Linked DNA regions of Homo sapiens: regions 1 and 2 are each linked to region 3. Evidence: read pairs that join two places in POLR2A ChIA-PET (ENCODE). Cell type or tissue: GM12878. All regions are shown on one strand.

What was found. ChIA-PET counts read pairs that join two places held together with the same protein. Peaks named below come from ENCODE experiments on the same cell type or tissue, not always from the same donor. Only the 100,000 strongest peaks of a DNase experiment are listed, where the experiment ranks them.
Region 1: POLR2A ChIA-PET joins it to region 3 with 5 read pairs; 4 of 35 experiments call an interaction of 5 or more read pairs at or near these places.
Region 2: POLR2A ChIA-PET joins it to region 3 with 6 read pairs; 10 of 35 experiments call an interaction of 5 or more read pairs at or near these places.

What each region holds. Positions count from the first base shown.
Region 1 is chr17:69,388,055-69,390,554 of GRCh38, forward strand. No RefSeq gene overlaps it. Among named protein-coding and RNA genes, the nearest start is that of MAP2K6, 25 kb to the right of the region's middle. In GM12878, no CTCF peak of the experiment used is centred here; no DNase peak of the experiment used is centred here.
Region 2 is chr17:69,334,142-69,336,641 of GRCh38, forward strand. LOC105371878 (a long non-coding RNA gene) reads left to right here. Exons shown (of 4, transcript XR_934949.2): 2 at 1,067-1,185. Among named protein-coding and RNA genes, the nearest start is that of ABCA5, 8.3 kb to the left of the region's middle. In GM12878, a CTCF peak has its summit at 1,072 (motif pointing right); a DNase peak (open chromatin) is centred at 1,120.
Region 3 is chr17:69,516,114-69,518,613 of GRCh38, forward strand. MAP2K6 (mitogen-activated protein kinase kinase 6) reads left to right here. Exons shown (of 12, transcript NM_002758.4): 3 at 742-790; 4 at 1,387-1,500. Among named protein-coding and RNA genes, the nearest start is that of MAP2K6-AS1, 32 kb to the left of the region's middle. In GM12878, no CTCF peak of the experiment used is centred here; a DNase peak (open chromatin) is centred at 968; H3K4me3 peaks cover 1,732 bases; H3K27ac peaks cover 2,500 bases.

The sequences.
Region 1 (2,500 bases), 130 kb before region 3:
AAAAGGCATCTAGTCATGAATGTAACAAAGTATTGATTAAGCAATTATACATTTAGAAGAATTTATAGAGCCAATCAGCCTTAAGATTACAACTAGGGAAGGCTGGGTGTGGTGGCTCACACCTGTAATCCCAGCACTTTGGGAGGCCGAGGTGGGTGGATCACCAGGTCAGGAGATGGAGACCATCCTGGCTAATATGGTGAAACCCCGTCTCTAGTAAAAATACAAAAATTAGCCAGGCGTGGTGGCACTTTCCTATAGTCCCAGCTACTTGGGAGGCTGAGACAGGAGAATTGATTGAACCTGGGAGGCGGAGGTTGCAGTGAGCCGAGATTGTGCCACTGCACTCCAGCCTGGGTGACAGAGCGAGACTCTGTCTCAAAAAAAAAAAAGGTTACAACTAGGGTTTTACTGGGAACTTCACTCACTTTCCTTCTTTCTTTCCTACTTTTTTATTGCATAAAAATGACATAACATAAAATTTACCACCTTAACCATTTTTAAGTATACGTTATAGTAGTGTTAACTATATGCACATTGTTGTACAACGCATGTCTAGAAGTTTTTTGTCTTGCAAAACCAAAACTCTATACTCATCGAACAATTCCCCTTTTTTCCTATGCCTAGTCTCTGTAAACTACCATTATACTTCTGATTTCTATGAATTTGACTGCTTTAGATACCTCATATAAGTGAAATCATACTGTATTTGTCTTTTTGTGACTGGTTTATTTCACTTAATGTCCTCACAGTTCATTCATGTTGAGATATGTGACAGGATTTCATTCCTTTTTAAAGCTGAATCGAATCCCAATTGTATGTATATACATTTTCTTTATCTACTCATCTCTAGATGGACATTTAGGTTGCTTCCACCTCTTGGCTATCCGGAGTAATGCGGCAATGAATATGGGCGTGCAAATATCTCTTTAACATCTGTTTTCAATTCTTTTGAATATATACCCAGGAGTGGGATTGCTGAATCATATGGCAATTCTATTTTTAATTTTTGAAGGAAACCCCACACTGTTTTCCATAGTGCCTACACCCTTTTACATTCTCATCAACAGTAGACAAGAGATCCAATTGGTCTACGTCATCACTAACAATTATTATTTTCTGTTTATTTTTTTTTGTAGCGGCCATCCTAATAGGTGTGAGGTGGTATCTCATTGTGGTTTTGTTTTGCATCACTTAATTGTGGTTTTGTTTTGCATCAGCTATCTTTTCTTTTGCCAGAGGCTCAGTTCAGCTACAACATCATTGGTTCTGATAGCTTCTTGGATTCTCAAAGTATATAGAAAAGGGGGCTAAGGGTAACTTTAAGCAAAATGATTGCCATGATCGCCACACCTCTAAATAGAGTGATCTGTAATTGGTTTTACAATCAAAGTTTTTCCTATCAGTGACAAGTGGGTAAAGCTCTCAGGAAGAATAAGATCATCAAGTCAGATGGCCAAACTCATTCCTTTTTTTTTTTTTTTTTTGAGACAGAGTCTCACTCTGTCGCCCAGTCTGGAGTGCAATGGTGCGATCTTGGCTCACTGCAACTTCTGCCTCCTGGGTTCAAATGGTTCTCTTGCCTCAGCCTCCTGAGTAGCTGGGATTACAGGCATATACCACCACGCCTGGCTAATTTTTGTATTTTTAGTAGAGATGGGGTTTCACCATGTTGGCCAGGCTGGTCATAAACTCCTGACCTCAGGTGATCTGCCTGCCACCTCAGCTCCCCAAAGTGCTGGGATTACAGGCATGAGCCACCATGCCTGGTGCCCAAACTCATTCTTATCCCCACTTCATCTTCCCTGCAAAGCAGAATGAACAAATGGGTGTGTGAATGAACAAGTAAGTGAATACATGAATGAATAAATAAATGAAAACACCTTTAACATTGGTAGCAGAACTCAAGAGACTGACTACCAGATCTCTGAAACTATCCTTTTCTTCTTTATCTGCCCGGACCATCTGTGAAGTTATAACTGAAACCTCACAATAGCTGACCTCAAAGCTCTCTTTTAGTCTCAGTTTAGGTCCTTGTATTTTTTTTTTTTTTTTTTTTTTTGAGACGGAGTCTTGCCCTGTCGCCCAGGCTGGAGTGCAGTGGCGCAATCTCAGCTCACTGCAACCTCCGCCTCCCAGGTTCAAGCAATTCTCCTGCCTCAGTCTCCTGAGTAGCTGGGATTACAGGCGCCCGCCACCACACCCAGCTAATTTTTGTATTTTTAGTAGAGACGGGGTTTCACCATGTTGGCCAGGCTAGTCTCAAACTTCTGACCTCAGGTGATCCACCCGCTTCAGCCTCCCAAAGTGCTGGGATTACCGGTGTGAGCCACCACGCCCGGCCAGCTCCTCGTATTTTTATTCCCCTCTCCTTTCTTTTCTCCAACCAAATTTAGTCATTGAATAAGACAACTCCAACAGTTGGATATACCTGATTGAACATGGTAGTCCGTTAGCTGCTGGAATCTGAGATTGGCATGCCAGCTAACTATTAGCTATA
Region 2 (2,500 bases), 180 kb before region 3:
TGATACTAGCTTTCGATATTTGTACCTTGAACATTTCCATCACAGTTATTCTCTTTCTTCATTAATCTGTCCATTCATTCTGTAAATATTTGTGAATTACCTATTACATGTCAGGTACTATCCTAAGCCTTTGGGATAGAACAGTGGATGAAACAGACATGGCTCTAGCTGTTTAGGATTATTGATTGCAATGAGGGCTATAAAATGGGAAGTGACAAAGAAGTGTGGTCAGTAGCATCATGGGAATAGTGGTCCATAGAAGGACATTGGTGATTCATCTAATACAGACCTGGGGTGTCAAGGAACATTGTTTAGAGGAAGACATATCTAAAGATTTGAAGGCTAAGTAGGAGTTAGGCAAAGTGGAAGCAGAGAAAATTCCAAAAGAATAGTTACCTTCGCCGGGCACAGTGGCTCATGCCTGTAATCCCAGCACTTTGGGAGGCCAAGGCGGGCGGATCACCTGAGGTCGGGAGGTTGAGACCAGCCTGACCAACATGGAGAAACCCCGTCTCTACCAAAAATACAAAATTAGCTGGGTGTGGTGGCGCATGCCTGTAATCCCACTTACTCAAGAGGCTGAGGCTGGAGAATTGCTTGAAACTGGGAGGTGGAGGTTGCGGTGAGCCGAGATTGAGCCGTTACACACCAGCCTGGGCAACAAGAGCAAAACTCCATCTCAAAAAAAAAAAAAAAGAAATAGTTACCTTCAGTATTTCTGCCTCTTCGTCATTTACATTGACTTTCTTTTTCTCTCTCTCTCTCTTTAAACTCAAGTAGATCCTTCTTTAAGTTTTATTCCCAAAATATAATTTGATATTAACTTCTTGTAAAATTTTCAAACATTTCATATTTAATAAGCTCTTTATAACCCATGTTTGTCTGATCTCACATTCTTTTAATCCAATAATCAAGCAATGTTTGATTAAAGGGTACTTTATTTCCCTATTCAAGTAGAACATGGCCTTCTGTTATTAGCTAATTATAATATAAATAAAATTCAAAATAAACAAGCAAATGTTTCCTGTATAATTTCATTCTTGTGGTTGCTTTCCTTTGCCACTAGATGGTACTTGTATGCCTGAGAGACCAAAATGCTGATTCCGTTTACCTTCCTGGAAACTGTAAAACTAACCAATCAGAGGATCAGGTCATTGAGAAGAAGAAACTTGCCCAACCTAAGATGTAAGTGATCCCGGTTTTTAAATTTATCCTTAAAAATTAACCCAACATTATCTTTTCTCTTTAGATAAATATGACAGTAAAACATTTTAAATTAAATTAGCTTTAATTTTTGCCCATTTTTTACCAACCCCCATACCCCTTTTTTTTTTTTACATTTCTTTACTTTTACTTTCTAATGATACTGCTTTTCTAACATCCTAACCTGGAAAATTGGATTACTTGTTCCTTATTGGAGGCCCTCCACCCTCCAAGCTCCTTGTCTAAGCTAATGCTTTTCTTTCTACTTTGAAAAGCCACTACCTCCCTTCTGACCCCTCCCTCATAGTTTTTATTTTCAGAAATCCTAGTCATTCTTCAAGGCACATTTCAACTAGTACCACTATCATGAAGTTTTTCCTGTTACTATTACTTGAAAATGCCTTCTTCTGATTCCTTTTCCATTCTTCTAACAATTTTAGTAATTTGTTTGATAATACGTGTAATGTATTATTCTAAAGAGCTATATGCATCTCCATAGCAATTAGGCTTCCTGCATTGTGATTATTTATGAAATTTACTTAATCTCTGTACTATACAATGTTTGCCTCTTGAGTGCAGAGACTGTCTTAGTAGTCTATATATCCTGAAATATTTTACATATTATTATTTATTGAATTGGGTTTAATGTTAATATCCATAAGACTATTGCAAAAAACTCTAAGAATAACAAAATAATACGGTGATTCTTAATGGTAGTCTCATGTGTGAGTTGGATGAAATTCATTAGCAAAACCTGTGGAATCAAATCATCTTTTCCCCATTTTCCCTTTTTTCCCATGGCATGAGACTCCTGCCTTCTCCAAATATATAGAAATAATGAATAGAGTATGAGTATTTTAAAATATAAAGCTGAGTTTAAAACAGAGACAGCAAAGGCTTCAGATACCAGAATTGAAGAAGAAATTCAAAGTCACAATAATAAGGTCCAGGAGCTGAGGTTTAACCCCATTTGGGACTAAAAGATGTGGTCCTAAAGCCACTTATGAGGATCTGGAACTAACATTCCTACATAAACTAGAACCCTAAAGAGGTTTTCACTTTTTGAAGCCTTAGAAGTCTAGGATGAGTAGGGGTGAGAGTAATGGTTCCTGTGAATATTGAAAGCCTCTGCCAATGGAAATCTAATTTTACCTTATCATTTGAAAAGAGAATCCTAAGAAAGAGCCAGGCCCTATAGAAGCAAATATAAAATCCTTGATGAGGACATATACACAACTCAGGAAACAAAAGAATCCCACAGAATAAATGGCTTTCAGTAAAGGTGAGCTCTCAATAA
Region 3 (2,500 bases):
ATTGTGCACTTTATTATTATTACATTGTAATACATCATGAAATAATTATACAACTCACCATAATGTAGAATCAATGGGAGCCTTGAGCTTGTTATCCTGCAACTAGATGGTCCCATCTGGGGGTGATGGGAGACAGCAACAGATCATCAGGCATTAGATTCTCATAAGGAGTGCACAACATATATCCCTTGTATACACAGTTCACAGTAGGGTTTGTGCTCCTATGAGAATCTAATGCCACTGCTGATCTGACAGGAGATGGAGCTCAAGTGGTAATGTGAGCGATGGGGAGCTACTGTAAGTACAGGTGAAGCTTCTCTCCTTCACCCACCACTCATCTCCTGCTGACTGGTATTAGTCCATGGCTTGGGGGTTGGGCACCCTAATCTATATAATAGCACATGTATAGCTCATACGAATTAGATATTTACTGTATGCCAGACATTCAGCTAAGCATTTTACTTGTATTGTCTCTTTTAATACTCACTCCTGCTTCACAATATAGGTATATTAATATCCCCATGTTAAAGAAGAAAGGGAGCCCCAAAGAGATTAAGTGATTTAAACCCAAATGTGATTTATTTCAAATCCCCTCTTATTCACACTCATAGGCTGCTTTAGTTTACTCATGAACTTCCACTTTCTTCTTAAGGAAAAAATATCCTCAGTGGTGTGTGATTTGGGAAGGACATAATTGACTCAATAGCTTATGTTTCTTCTTTTCCCCCTTATCTTTCTTAGACCACCTCGAGATTTAGACTCCAAGGCTTGCATTTCTATTGGAAATCAGGTAAGAAAAAATCATGTCTGCCACCTAATACGTTGGCCATTTTATATGTATGCTTTCTGACTGAAAAATTTATTTTCCCTAGCATGCTGTCAGGGGATGAGTCAAAAAAAGTTTGCATTTAAAGGGAAGTGGTATGCAAAGTTTTTGCTATTTTGAAAGAATGTTGAATTGAAATCAGGCTATTGTGGTTTTGATGGAAGGTATTTGAATAGAGTAGATGGTTCTCTTGGGAGGGCATTTCTCAAAGCTCAGACATAATCTAGTTGCCATCAGTCAATAGTGGGTTACAGACACAATGAAGGGTCATGGCTAAAGAACTTCAGTGAAATAGCTTCAACTGAGACATTGGCAAGCTGAGTCCAAGTTGGGTTTCTGTGTTGCCTGGGACAAGCAGGTGGGCTACCGTGGGAGCTCCTAGACATCTCTTGGCCCTTCTTGTAGCTTCTTGCTTTCAGAGGCTGCTTTGACATGCTAGAAAATCTTCTGGCCCAGAAATAATCCTTAGAACATTGAGAGAAACGAGATAGAGGATAATGTGCTCTCTGTTCTGTTTATTTTTCTCTTTCCCATTGCATTATTCCTTTTCTCTCTTGCAGAACTTTGAGGTGAAGGCAGATGACCTGGAGCCTATAATGGAACTGGGACGAGGTGCGTACGGGGTGGTGGAGAAGATGCGGCACGTGCCCAGCGGGCAGATCATGGCAGTGAAGGTAGAGTTGACATTCTCCCAAATGTTTTATATCTGCTGTGTATACATTTGTCCACCTCAATTGTCAACCAGCCCTTTTAATAGAAGCAAAACCATCTTCCGTAGGGTAAAACAGAAAAGATTATTTGCAGGGAACAGTATTTTCCTCCAAAGGTATGGAAAAGTCTTCCTTGGTGTGAGTTGTATCTACTTTTTATTTGTTTTTTTAACTCTTAACTCTCCCTCCACCCATTCTTCTACCATTTTTAATTTTTACAAAACTACCATGTCATCATCACACTTAAAAATAATTAATGGCCCAGGTGTGGTGGCTCACGCCTGTAATCCTAGCAGTTTGGGAGGCCAAGGCGGGTGGATCACGAGGTCAGGAGTTCGAGACCAGCCTGGCCAACATAGTGAAACCTCGTCTCTACTAAAAATACAAAAAATTAGCCAGGCATGGTGGCACACACCTGTAGTCGCAGCTACTTGGGAGGTTGAGGCAGGAGAATCACTTGAACCCGGGAGGTGGAGGTTGTGGTGAGCCGAGATCGTGCCACTGCACTCCGGCCTGGACAACAGAGTGAGACTCCATCTCAAATAATATTAATAATAATAATAATAATAATGATACTTCCTTCATCTAATCCGGAGTCCAAATGAAAATTTCCTTGATCATCTCAAAGTGTGTGTGTTTGTTTTGTCCTGTTGGATTTTCAAATCAGCATCCCAATGAAAGTTTACGTATTGCATTTGGCTGTTATGACTCATAGATCTCTTTTATTCTATATTTTGTTGCTTTTAAAGAATTGCCTCTGAAAATCAAGAAACCAGAATTGGGAGAGAAAATTGTCTCCATTTGTGGAAAAAGGAGGGTAAAATATATCTAGAGTAAATTTGCATAGTTTTTGAGCTATGAAAGGAAATTTAAAATCATTTCATATTATTGAGTAGGTGTTTGGAGGATCATAAAGAATTAACATCTCTAGCTGAGTTAATAGATTGGGGCTATTGTTAGGAAT